Regions from separate parts of the Homo sapiens genome. Here region 2 is linked to region 1. A link is a contact called in ENCODE Hi-C or POLR2A ChIA-PET data. All regions are on one chromosome and are shown on one strand. Each heading gives the region's core, a stretch centred on a gene start or an enhancer-like site at or near the end of the contact. The rest is flanking DNA. Distances are from core to core; before and after follow the strand shown.

Evidence for each region. A loop is a pair of places that touch in the nucleus more often than their neighbours do. ChIA-PET counts read pairs that join two places held with the same protein, here RNA polymerase II (POLR2A). Pooled maps may share reads with other maps.
Region 2: a map of PC-3 shows a loop between it and region 1 (4-fold over the local background). The contact joins two enhancer-like sites. A Hi-C loop is called at or near these places in 2 of 168 maps with a recorded cell type or tissue (PC-3 and astrocyte of the cerebellum), 16 of 37 single-sample maps with no recorded cell type and 10 of 50 pooled maps. POLR2A ChIA-PET finds 5 or more read pairs at or near these places in 13 of 52 experiments (A549, CD4-positive, alpha-beta T cell, OCI-LY7 and 8 more).

What each region holds. Positions count from the first base shown.
Region 1 is chr10:32,316,403-32,322,212 of GRCh38, reverse strand. The region is part of intron 1 of EPC1 (enhancer of polycomb 1); the gene reads left to right. Among named protein-coding and RNA genes, the nearest start is that of EPC1, 28 kb to the left of the region's middle. RefSeq lists an enhancer at 4,335-4,394. Within about 2 kb of position 3,517, at least 9 of the 41 ENCODE cell types and tissues checked have a DNase peak (open chromatin) inside an H3K27ac peak, as active enhancers do.
Region 2 is chr10:32,365,540-32,371,349 of GRCh38, reverse strand. The region is part of intron 1 of EPC1-AS1 (EPC1 antisense RNA 1); the gene reads right to left. It also overlaps a transcript of EPC1 not described here. Among named protein-coding and RNA genes, the nearest start is that of EPC1-AS1, 21 kb to the right of the region's middle. Within about 2 kb of position 3,334, at least 6 of the 41 ENCODE cell types and tissues checked have a DNase peak (open chromatin) inside an H3K27ac peak, as active enhancers do.

The DNA.
Region 1 (5,810 bases), core at 2,268-4,767:
AGATAAAACAGACTTTTTACTGCGAACTGCGATACATGTAAGGCTAATGCGTGATTAAGAATGGCATAGGGAAGCATCTGTACCTGGTCTTGGCTTTCTTGTGACTTCATCTTCCTCAGCTCTGTCCTTCATATCTAGGATGCCTGGACATTAGCAGCAGTTAAGTCTTAGGAGCTAAAATCAAGTAGAAGTACTCTAAGGAGAATCCTGTAAGCGAAGCTAAGAAACCTGCTCTTACTTCCTTAGGTGGACTGGTTGTAGCATTCTAATAATCCTTATACCTAGGATGCTGTTGATCATCTCTTCAGCCATTTAAAGTCCTTTTTGCTTCTCTCTTAGTATTCTGAATCTTCCCCTGAGTACCAACCAGAACCCAGCCATAGATGGGGAAGGCAGAAGAAGACAAGAAGGGAGAATTAAGCTACAGTAGAAAGATCATAGGGTTCTGGAGTCAGACCTCAGTCCAAATCCTACTTCCGCCACTTCGGACAAGTGACTTAATCAGTCTTCAGAGTGAACATGAAGTATCTAATAAAGGGTCTGAACATAGTGATACGGTTTTTTTTTTTACTTAATATTACTTCCCTCTTCTCTCAGTCATTTTCACTATGTAAATAGTAGAGCATTCTTTAGTCTCTGCCACTGATCTACCTTACCACAACTAGTCTGCTGAACCTCAAAAATTAAATGGATCTAAGCGGGGTGTGGTGGTTGCACCTGTAGCACCAGCTACTTAGGAGGCAGAGGCAGGAGGATCACTTGTCCAGGATTTTGGGGCTGTAAAGTGCCGTTTGTGCTTGTTAATAGCCACTGCACTCCAGCCTGGGCAATATAGCAAGACCCCATCTCTGAAAAAAAAACAGATCTATATTAAAGATCTGCAAACTTTTCCCGTAAAGAATCAGATAGTAAATATTTTAAGATTCGCTGGCCCTACAGTCTGTGTCATCACTACTCAACTCTCTTGGTGAAGGGCAAAAGCAGCTGTGGAATGATATGCAGACCAATGAGTGTGGCTATGTTCCAATATAATTATTTAGAAAAACAGGTGGTGGGCTAGATTTGGCCCCACACTATAGTTTAACCTCTAATCTTTGTCTTTAACCATTAAAGGTAGTTCCATTTTGAGATTTCATAGTCAAAATACAGCCCCCTTAAAAAAAATAAACTAACTGAAAAAGACCTCATTATGAGTTGGACAGTGAATGGAGTTACAAGATGATGTTTCCCAAAATTGATGACATATATTGTGGAGGAGAATGGTACTATAAATTAAAGATCAGGTCCCACCAAACATTTAAAGAACTCACATGAACAGTGGTCAAAAGCCGGGTGTGGTGGCTCACGCCTGTAATCCCAGTACTTTGGGAGGCTGAGGCAGGTGGTTCACTTGAGTCCAGGAGTTGGAGACCAGCCTGGCCAACACAGTGAAATCCTGTCTCTACTGAAAATTAGCTGGGCGTGGTGGTGCATGCCTGTAATCCAAGCTACTTGGGAGGCTGAGGCAGGTGAATCACTTGAGCCCAGGAAGCAGAGGTTGCAGTGAGCTGAGATCACACCACTGCACTCCAGCAGGGGCAACAGAGCAAGACTGTCTCAAAAAAAAAGAAAAAGGTCAAATGACTAATTAAGAAATGTTGAATTCTGTATTATTAATTTGGAAGATCATAATGGATTTTGGCATACATAAAATCTGTGAGGATTCTTCTGTAAAGACGTTGTTCAGCATAGCTTATCCCTGCCTCTGTGCATATCCCAAAATTATTTAATCACAGAACTCCTCACATAACACTTAATGATATTGCTGGAACTGCTTTTCAGAGAACAGTATTCTGAAACTAGTTTAAATAGAGAAATTAAGAAATTAAGAAAGGGAATTTAAGAAAGAGACTTTCACTGACTTGTAAGGATTATGCAGGTACTTGGTAACAGTTCTGGAAGCAGTACTTGAATCTCTTGTACAGATTGTACTTTTTAAAAAAAAAGTCCTTTTGCTCTTAGCTTTATTTAAAAAAAAAAAACAACCATTATTTGGAAGTAATTTTACTTACAGAAAAGTTGCAAGAAGGGGAGTAGTAAGTACATAGAGCATTCTCTACCCTTTACCCAGACGTGTTAACACTTTGCCCTATTTGCTTTATTCTCTTTCTCATATGTACACACATATGTTTTTCCCAAACCATTTAAGTTGCCTACATCGTGGCACTTTACCCCTAAATAGTTTCATGGATGTCGGCTGGGCACGGTGGCTCACACCTGTAATCCCAGCACTTTGGGAGGCCAAGGTGGGCAGATAACCTGAGGTCAGGAGTTCGAGACCAGCCTGGCCAAAATGGTGAAACTCTGTCTCTACTAAAAATACAAAAAAATTAGCCAGGTTTGGTGGTATGCGCCTGTAAACCCCAACTACTCGGGAGCTGAGGCAGGAGAGTCGCTTGAACCCAGGAGGTGGGGGTTGCAGTGAGCCGAGATTGCGCCACTGCACTTCCAGCCCAGGTGACAGAGCAAGACTCTGTCTCAAAGAAAAAAATATACATCTTTTCATAGATGTTTTCATCTTTTATGACGTAGACATTTTTGAAGAATACAGTTTTGACTTTTTTTAATAGAGTGACCCCATTTTAGGTTTGTCTGATGTTTTCTCATATTGAAGTTTTGCATTTCCAGCTGAAATGTCACATAAGGGATATCGTGTCCCCATGACATCACATCTGGAGGCACACAGATGCATCTGCACCTCACTGGTAATGGTAATTTTCACCATCTGGTGAAAGTATGGTCCAGTTTCTCCACAGTATAGTTACTATATTTCCCTTACAACAAATAAGCAATCTGTGGGGAATCTACATCCTTCTTGTTACTTTCTTATCTTCTGCCACTTCCAGTATGTGTGAGGCAGGTTGTTCAGGGGTCATGGAATCTCTATCAAGAATTTTTTTCCAGATTCTGACTTGCTCAGTTTTCAACTTTGTAAAGACTTCAGTTGAATCTTTATGGAGATAGGCATTTTTAAGTCACTTCTGCCTGTTTTTTATGTTACCATAGTATTACATAATCATTGTGGAAGACTTTCCAAAAGCGGGGTAGACATCCTAGTAGAATTATAAAGAAGGGAGAAGAGTTATAGATGGAGTTAGAGGCAGGGAACAGTACATATAGATGTTACTAGAAAGTTCTATTAGATGCTTATTCTAGGTGGATTAGGAAATTCAGGGGAGAAAGTGGTCAGGTGTTGAACTGGAGGAATTAGCTAGAGCTAGGTCATGAGGACCTGTTTCCCAAGGCAAGTTTGAATTTCACCAGGGAGGCAAATAAAGACCCAAAGATGAAGTGTGAGAGTTGACTTGGTCAAACTCTTAGAAAGACCAGTGGAGAGTAATGTAATACTAGAGGTTAGAAGGCCACTTGCTGCACGAACTGTGGCCGTGGGATGGAGAGTATTGAGTAATTTCTAGTCATAAAACCAATGAGAAATCTGTGCCTGATTTGGAAATGGGGAAATAAGAAGCAAAAGGGAGCTGGAAACATTGAGGCTTCTGACTTGGGTGACTGGATAGATGACAGTGAAACTTGCTGACGTAGGTCAGGAGGAGGAACAGATTTGGAGAGTCATGGAGCAGGGGTGTCGATGTTATGTGAGAGATGTCTGTGGAACATATAGTAAGGTCTTTATATACATGTCTAGAGTTCAGAATTCTGAGCTAGAAGTTAAGATTTAGAATAATCACCAGCATCCAAATGGTAGTTGAAGCCATGATACTGGATGAAATTGCAAGGGTGCGTATATACAAGGGCTAAGGACTAAGCAGTGGGACAGATTTAGTTTGTGTTATTGATTATATAAGCACTTTTAGACAGATTTAAATTAGTTCATTGCTGCTGCTGTAGGGCATTTTAGAAAAAAACAGACACATTTGTATCTGTATTTTACTGCTCTCGGGGCTGTTTTGGAGGCATAGAAATCATCAGCATAAAGATTACAACAAAAAATAACAGTTTGGGAGAGCCTTTTAAAATTTAATTTTGGGGAAATGATTCAATTAGATTGCGGCTTTTCTAAGCGTAGAAAGAGACTCTAATTTTATTCCCTTCCCGCTTACATTGTCACACATCACACTGGGCATGTAGGCTCTTAATATGTACAGCATAAACGACCTAAGCCTAAACGGATGCTAGGGGTACAAATAAGGACATGAGAGGACAGAATCAGAATGAAACTTCATGTCTGGGCCACCTGTTATTGTGCTACTCAGTCACTTGACTTTACATCCTGTTGATTTTATAAGGAAAGTAGTAAATTGGCAAATGTTTCACACTGAAGAGAAATAACAGAACTGGACTATTTTATCTGTAAAGGTCTTCCTTTTTGTATTCTAGAAATTGATTACTGAGCTTTAAGCAAGAGGATAGGTAGAGAGTAATAACCTTGTATCATTTATTTCTTGTGAAATATAATAGATATTAAATTGCTCTTTTCCTTGCCAGATACTATCTGTCCTTAAACTATTACCACAAGTATTTCAGATACAAAAGTAAAATGTGTTCATTTTAATTTTTTCTTTTCTTTTTTTGAGACAGAGTCTTGCTCTGTCACCCAGGCTGGAGTGCAGTGGCACGATCTTGGCTCACTACAACCTCCACCTCCCAGGCTCAAGCAAGTCTCCTTCCTCAGCCTCCCAAGTAGTTGGGATTACAGCCATGTGCCACCACACCCGGCTAATTTTTTTATTTTTAGTAGAGACAGGGTTTCCCTATGTTGGTCAGGCTGATCTCGAACTCCTGACCTCAAGTGATCCACCTGCCTCAGCATCCCAAAGTGCTGGGATTACAGGTTTAATTTTTTCTTTGCTTTTATGAAATGTTATCTTTGTTTCTTTATGAAATCTATTCCAAATGGTAATAGTTTGTGGACCTTAAATAACTGGTATAATTCATTGGCTCATTTATTTATTAAATAAGTATTTATTGGATACTTACATGCTTTAGGCGTGATTGTAGACCTGGGATAAAGCAAAGCAAAAAAATCTCACTCCTACCTTCAAGGATCTTATATTCTGGTGAGAAGAAACTGTCAAGTGGTCTATAAGGAAGTCACAAGTGCTAGGGAAAAATAAAACAGAGTTGGGGAACACAGTGTTCTGGGGTTCAGCAAGATTTTACAGTGAACATTTTCAAACATTCAGTAAAAGTTTTAACAATTTACAATGAGAATTTACCCATAATATACCACTAGCTAGATTCTTCCATGTTATTATTTATTTTATCACCCATGTATTCATCTCTCCATTCATCTTATTTTTTAAAGGCATTTAAAGTAAATTACACATGAGTGCATGTTTTCCTAAATACTTCAGTATGCATATCATTCATTAGAGTTCACTATTTGTTTACTGTTGCTTTCATTTGAGTCAAAATTGACATGCAGTGAGATTCACAAATAGTGGATATTGGCTAAATTTTGTCATATTCATATATTTACATAACTCAGCCCCCCATCAAGATAGAGAACATTACCATCATTCCAGAAAACTCTTTCATTCCCCTTCTCGGTCCCTGCCTCCACTTCCCAGAGGGAACTACTGTTATGATATTTTTTTCTGTCATAGATTATTTTTGCCAGTTGAGAACTTCATTGATGTACTTTGTGCGAAGCTATTTTTACTCCCTATGGTGTTTTTGAGATTTACCCATGTTGTTGCATGTATAAATAGTTTATTCCTTTTTATTGCTGAGTAGTAGTCTGCTGTATGGCTTTACCACAGTTTGTTCATCTGTCCTATTTTGGTGGACATTTGAGTGGCTTCCAGTTT
Region 2 (5,810 bases), core at 2,085-4,584, 49 kb before region 1:
CATGAGACTGAGAAAGGGAAGCTGCCATGCCAATGACCTATATTTAGCTCTGAAACTCAGGCCACTGCTCCAATCCACTGGAAACTCTCCATCCTCCAAGATAGAGGTCACAATCCCCAGTTGAAAAACACTGCAACATGCCAAAGAATGAAGAGGACCATTTCCAAGAGTTTAATTGCTTTGCGGTTCCATTATTAAGTTATGAGACTTCAGAAATTTTTAGTTCTGAAGGTGTTCATTCATTTGTCAAGAAACAAATTGCCAACCTAAATGAGGGAGGAAAAAACCAGCAAATTCCATGTCCTTTCTATCCTCAGAAGCCATTATAAGCTTCAAGCCATCCTTCCATACCATTGGAGGTCTTCTCAAGAAGCTGGTATGAAGTATCCTGAAGAGGCATAAGCAATGAGTTTGGGCTAGTGTGGTCTAGAATCAAAAAGAGTCATTCAGCATCTATTTAATAGTAGACTCAGATCATTTAAAATTGCCTAAAACTCCAGAACTGTGCTGTCCAATACGGTACTCACTAGTAACATGTGGCTATTTGAATTAACTTAAATTTGAATTAGCTTAAATTTTAAAGTTCATTTTCCCAGTCACACTATCCACATTTCAAGTGGTCCATAGCTACACCCAGCTAGTAGCTACCATATCGGACAGCACAGATTTATGGCACATTTCCATGACTGCCCAAAGCTCTATTGAACAGCCCTGGTCTAGAATGATTCTGGGTCCTTCAGATCATGAGAGGCTCACACTCGTGCACCACTGGTTCTCAACTCTGCCTGTATGGAGAATCACCCAGAAACTTAAAAGCAAAATGTCTATGCCCTACCCTAAAAAGTTTTGGTTTAGTTGGACTGGATGGGATCTGGAAATAAATATTTCCCAAAAGTTGTCCATGGGATCCTAGCAGTCAGGGTTGAGAATTGCTAAGTTATAGAGACAGGCTTACGGCTATTGAAGCAACCCACTAAACCAAAAATTTGGGGGAGGTTTTTGTAGACTAGCCAGGCTACTTCTCATCTCCATCTTTCAAAACCTACTATCCATCTCCTAGGAGGTGAGGGAGGCCCAGACCTACATAAAGATTAATGACAGTGAAACCAGTTCTGTGGAGTGAAGCAAAAAATTGACTGCCTAATGAACACAAACTTTTGCTGGAAGAAAACCAGCCCTGTAACTCCTCTTCAGTTATGAGTTATTTGATGCCCTTCAGAGTGGGTCTTATATATTGAAAGGCTATTCAGAAGTTAATTCCAGTTTTTAAAATATATATAAAAAGTTTTTAGCTTATATATTCAAAGTAGTAGTTCTCCATTATGCTTTAAAATTTAGTATACAAATCTTATCATATTCATAAATCTTGCAAATTTTAGAAATCATGATCCTTTAAATAATATCTGGTCTTATCTGTAGCATGACTTAATTAAACACCTCCCAACTTTTTACACTGAATTTATAAATTTAGTACATATAATTGCCTTCTTTAGTACTTTGTAACATTTTCAAGAAGCTAAAATCTTACAGATCTAATAATTTAACTTCTAAACATGGTAACTCTTAAGTTTGCTCTAATGTTTCAATAATACACATAAACTTAGTAAGAATTCTGCTTAAAAGTCTAATAGGCTGACCTCTTACTCCATTAGGTCAAGTGTTCTTAAATAGTGCAATTACTTACACTACAAAAAAATGCAGTACTTTCGACAGCACATTCTAAATCTTTCTGGAGTTAAAATATGCTTACCTGTTAAAAGAACCGTTATGACCTACCCAAACAATTTGGGGTGTTGTCTTCCCAAGTAAATTTTTTGGTCTGCCTTCTTAGCTTGTTCAAATTTTTTGACGAACAGTGGTTTTGGTTGGAACACAACTAGATCCTTGTTTGAGACACTGATGGGGTGTACTGAGCCTTATTTATATTTACTGTATTTTTTATTTTAAAAAAAGGTATTCTGAAGGCCTACTTGTCTTAGATATTGAGTCGTATCATTTCTTATTTTCAAGTCATGTTAGAATCTATGGCTACATCAATTGAAAAATACCTGGATTTTGCACTTCCTAACCTTTTAGAATATGTAGCTGTCTTTTATATCTAAATCTAAATACCTTTGAATTTGGCAGAATGTCATATTCTTTCACATTGTCTCGTAGAACAATCAACTCTTCCAGATATTTCTGATCCTTGACTGACTGAATTTCTCTCATGGCTTTGTCTGGCTATGTGGTCACAATTTCCAATGTTATTCTATTGACAAGGTTTTTTAGCTTCCAGAATAGCTGACCAGAAGCCTCTCCATCCACATTTCTATTGCAGACATTAGGAGAACACTTGAAGTACACGGCTTTGTCTGATCTGTTCAGAGTTCCTAACTTTGCCCTTTACTACCAATTGTCCAGACCCTCAGTTTCTTCTTCTATCAAACAAAGTAATATTACTTAATCTCACATGGCTGTTGAGAGAACACAATGAGTTTGTGCATCTAAAGTGCCTTGAATAGCGCTAGACTTGCCATAAGTACTCAAGATGTACTCTAAGTTCTGTATTTCTTAGACAAACCTGATTTCAGAGATCAAAATAGGCCTTACACAGTGCGACGCGAATTTAAAAGATTACCGCATTCAGGTGTATGGATTTTGCAGTATTAAAGATGCTGCCTGGAATAGGTCATTATCTTCTCCAAGTACTCTGTTAAGTCAATGAGTCACATAGAGTATAAGGTTTATTATCTGCTTTTCTTTCATTAAATAAATCTTTATTGAATTTCTACTACATTAAAAAACCAAACCAAAACAAAACAAACAAAAAAAACACTTCCCTGAGCCATAAAGGAAAAGGTAGTTTTGACTGGAACCTTGAAGGATGGGTAAACTTTCAGCAGATAAAGATTGAGAGAAGACCTTCCAGGTAGAGAAAGCAGTGTGGGCACAGGCAAAGATGGAAGAACACACGTGGCTGTGGGAAACACAGCTAGAAGCCAGTGCGGATAGAGAGTAGGCTATGATGTGCAGAGGTTAGACACTGGGAGAGACAGGTCCATGAGAGTAGCTTGGACTAACACAGGGAGGGTTTGGAATCCCAAGCTGGGGAACCTAGAAATCAGGCATTGCCCACAGAGCACCAGTTCAAATGCTTGCGTCAATTGCCAGAAAATGATGAAGGGATAAATAAAGAGAGAACTACTTCTTTCTTTTATTTGTCTGTTAACCCATTGGCATTGTGGAGGGAAACTCCAACAGTCTGGGTCTCTTGCCAGGTAAGTTTTGATGGCGGAGTAAAGAGAAGTAGAAAAGGTTGGAAGTTTGGGACAATTTTCAGTAAGTGTGGACACTGGACAGCAGGGGGCAGCATAAGGGCACCAAAAAGTTGAAAGACGCAGAAGACATTCGCTTATGTAACATTTCCTGACAATTATGAGTTTACATTTATAAGGCTACTTATATTAGTAACTTAGCATTCTTCTCCCAAAAATGAACAGAAAATGACAGAGAAAAGACGAAAGAAAAATAACAATTGCACTGTGTTAGGCTGGCTAACAGCAGAATGGCACTGCTGTTTATTTGAGAGGATAGAAACAGGCAGTTGTCTGCTTATTATTTCCTTTCAAATAAATACAAACTCAGAATTCAATACAAATGTGTACATTTCAATTGGAAAACACACCTTTATATGACTTTACGATTTTGCATTTTTAAAAATACATTTGTTCAGCTATACTGTATTCACAAGTTTCCCTAGTGAAAAAGTGGGGAAACTTGAAAAAATATATCATTTAAAAAGAATTGAAAGTTTAATATACATGTTATTTTATATGCCAATATATGGAATTTTAAATTTTGAGTTGTTATGATTATGAAATTTTCTGGACTTTTAAATTAAAATTTTTTCTTTATGTCTAAAATTCAAAATTATCTACATTACATTTAATCAGATTTTTCTAGTGAAATTCATCTCTTACTAGCCTTTTTAAAAGTTTCTTCAGCTATTGTTTTAAAAAAGTTTGGGGCCGGGGACGGTGGCTCATGCCAGTCTTTACATTAATAAGAATAGCGAAAGGCTGGGTGTGGTGGCTTATGCCAGTAATCCCAGCACTTTGGGAGGCCGAGGTGGGCAGATCACTTGAGGTCAGGAGTTCGAGACCAGCCTGGCCAACATGGCAATACCTCTACTAAAAATACAAAAATTAGCCAGGTGTGGTGGCTGGCGCCTGTAATCCCAGCTATTCAGGAGGCTGAGGCAGGAGAATCGCTTGAACCCAGCAGCTGGAGGTTGCAGTGAGCCAAGATTGTGCCACTGCACTCAAGCCTGGACAACAGAGCAAGACTCTTTCTCAAAAAATTAAAAATACATACATACATACATACATACGTACATAGTTTGGATGGTTAGTGATGTTAAGAGTGGAAAACTGGAAATTTCCACGTAGATTTTTTTTTAGCTCTGGAATTTGCCATGGCAAAGGCTACATTATACTCACCTGCAATCTCTCCATCCAACTTGTGAGGAAGATGGTAGCACACTGCTTCATACCCTCACACTTAAGGAGAAACCTCTCTGTCTGTGTTCCTTCATGATTCTTTCAATGCCTGTCACACGTTTTGAAGGCTGTGATCACTGTGTGGGTTGCACTCTGTGTGCTGCTTTTTGTTCTGTCATTTTGCTTTTTTATATATACCTCTTTACATGTATTGATATAATACCTCATATTTATCACTATAAATGGCCAAAAAAAATTGATGGCAGACTATTCTTATGATTATTGAATACTGATTTCCAATTTTAATAAGGAAAATCTGAAACAATGAATAAATTTGGGGCTTAAGCTGGTTAGCATTAAACTTCATTCTTCAATATCATAATTGAAAATAAAGTACTCTGTAAGGTAACTTCATGAAAAATTACCTATTTTTTTATTTTAATCATTTGTAAATCTGGGCATATAAAGATATCAAGTTATTTAAAATGTTACCTTTCAAACTAGAGTTTACAAGCAGGGTGTGCCTGCTTGTGTTTATAGGAAGTAAGTTCACTAACGGCAAGAGCAACATTTTCTTTTATATTTCCCCTGGCTTATAGTACAATGCTTTTGCACAGAGGTGGGGCCCAATAAACAAAACAAGGTTAGGAAAACTTATTAAAGCATCATATGAAACATAAACATGTTTTGTAATGTAGATTTAAAAGTACTCGTGGTCGTTGTTGTTGTTGTTTTTAGCCTGAGTTTCGCTTTTGTTGCCCAGGCTGGAGTGCTGTGGCATGGTCTCGGCTCACTGCAACCTCCTCTTCCCGGGTTCAAGCGATTCTCCTGCCTCAGCCTCCCAAGTAGCTGGGATTACAGGCACGCGCCACCATGCCATGTTAATTGTGTATTTTTAGTAGAGACGGGGTTTCACCATGTTGGCCAGGCTGGTCTCGAACTCCTGACCTCAGGTGATCCACCCATCTCGGCCCCCCAAAGCGCTGGGATTACATGTTTGAGCCATTGCACCTGTCCTTTTTTTTTTTTTTTTTTTTTTTTTTTTTTTTGTGAGACGGAGCTCTCTCTGTTGCCCAGGTTGGAGTGCAGTGGCGTGATCTCGGCTCAGTGCAACCTCTGCCTCCCGGGTTCAAGCGATTCTCCTGCCTCGGCCCCCCAAATAGCAGAGATTACAGGTGCACCACTATGCCCAGCCAGTTTTTTCTTTTTTGAATTTTAGTAGAGACAGGGGTTTCACCATGTTGGCCAGGCTGGTCTGGAACTCCTGACCTCAAATGATTCACCTGCCTCAGCCTCCCAAAGTGCTAGGATTACATGCATGAACCACGT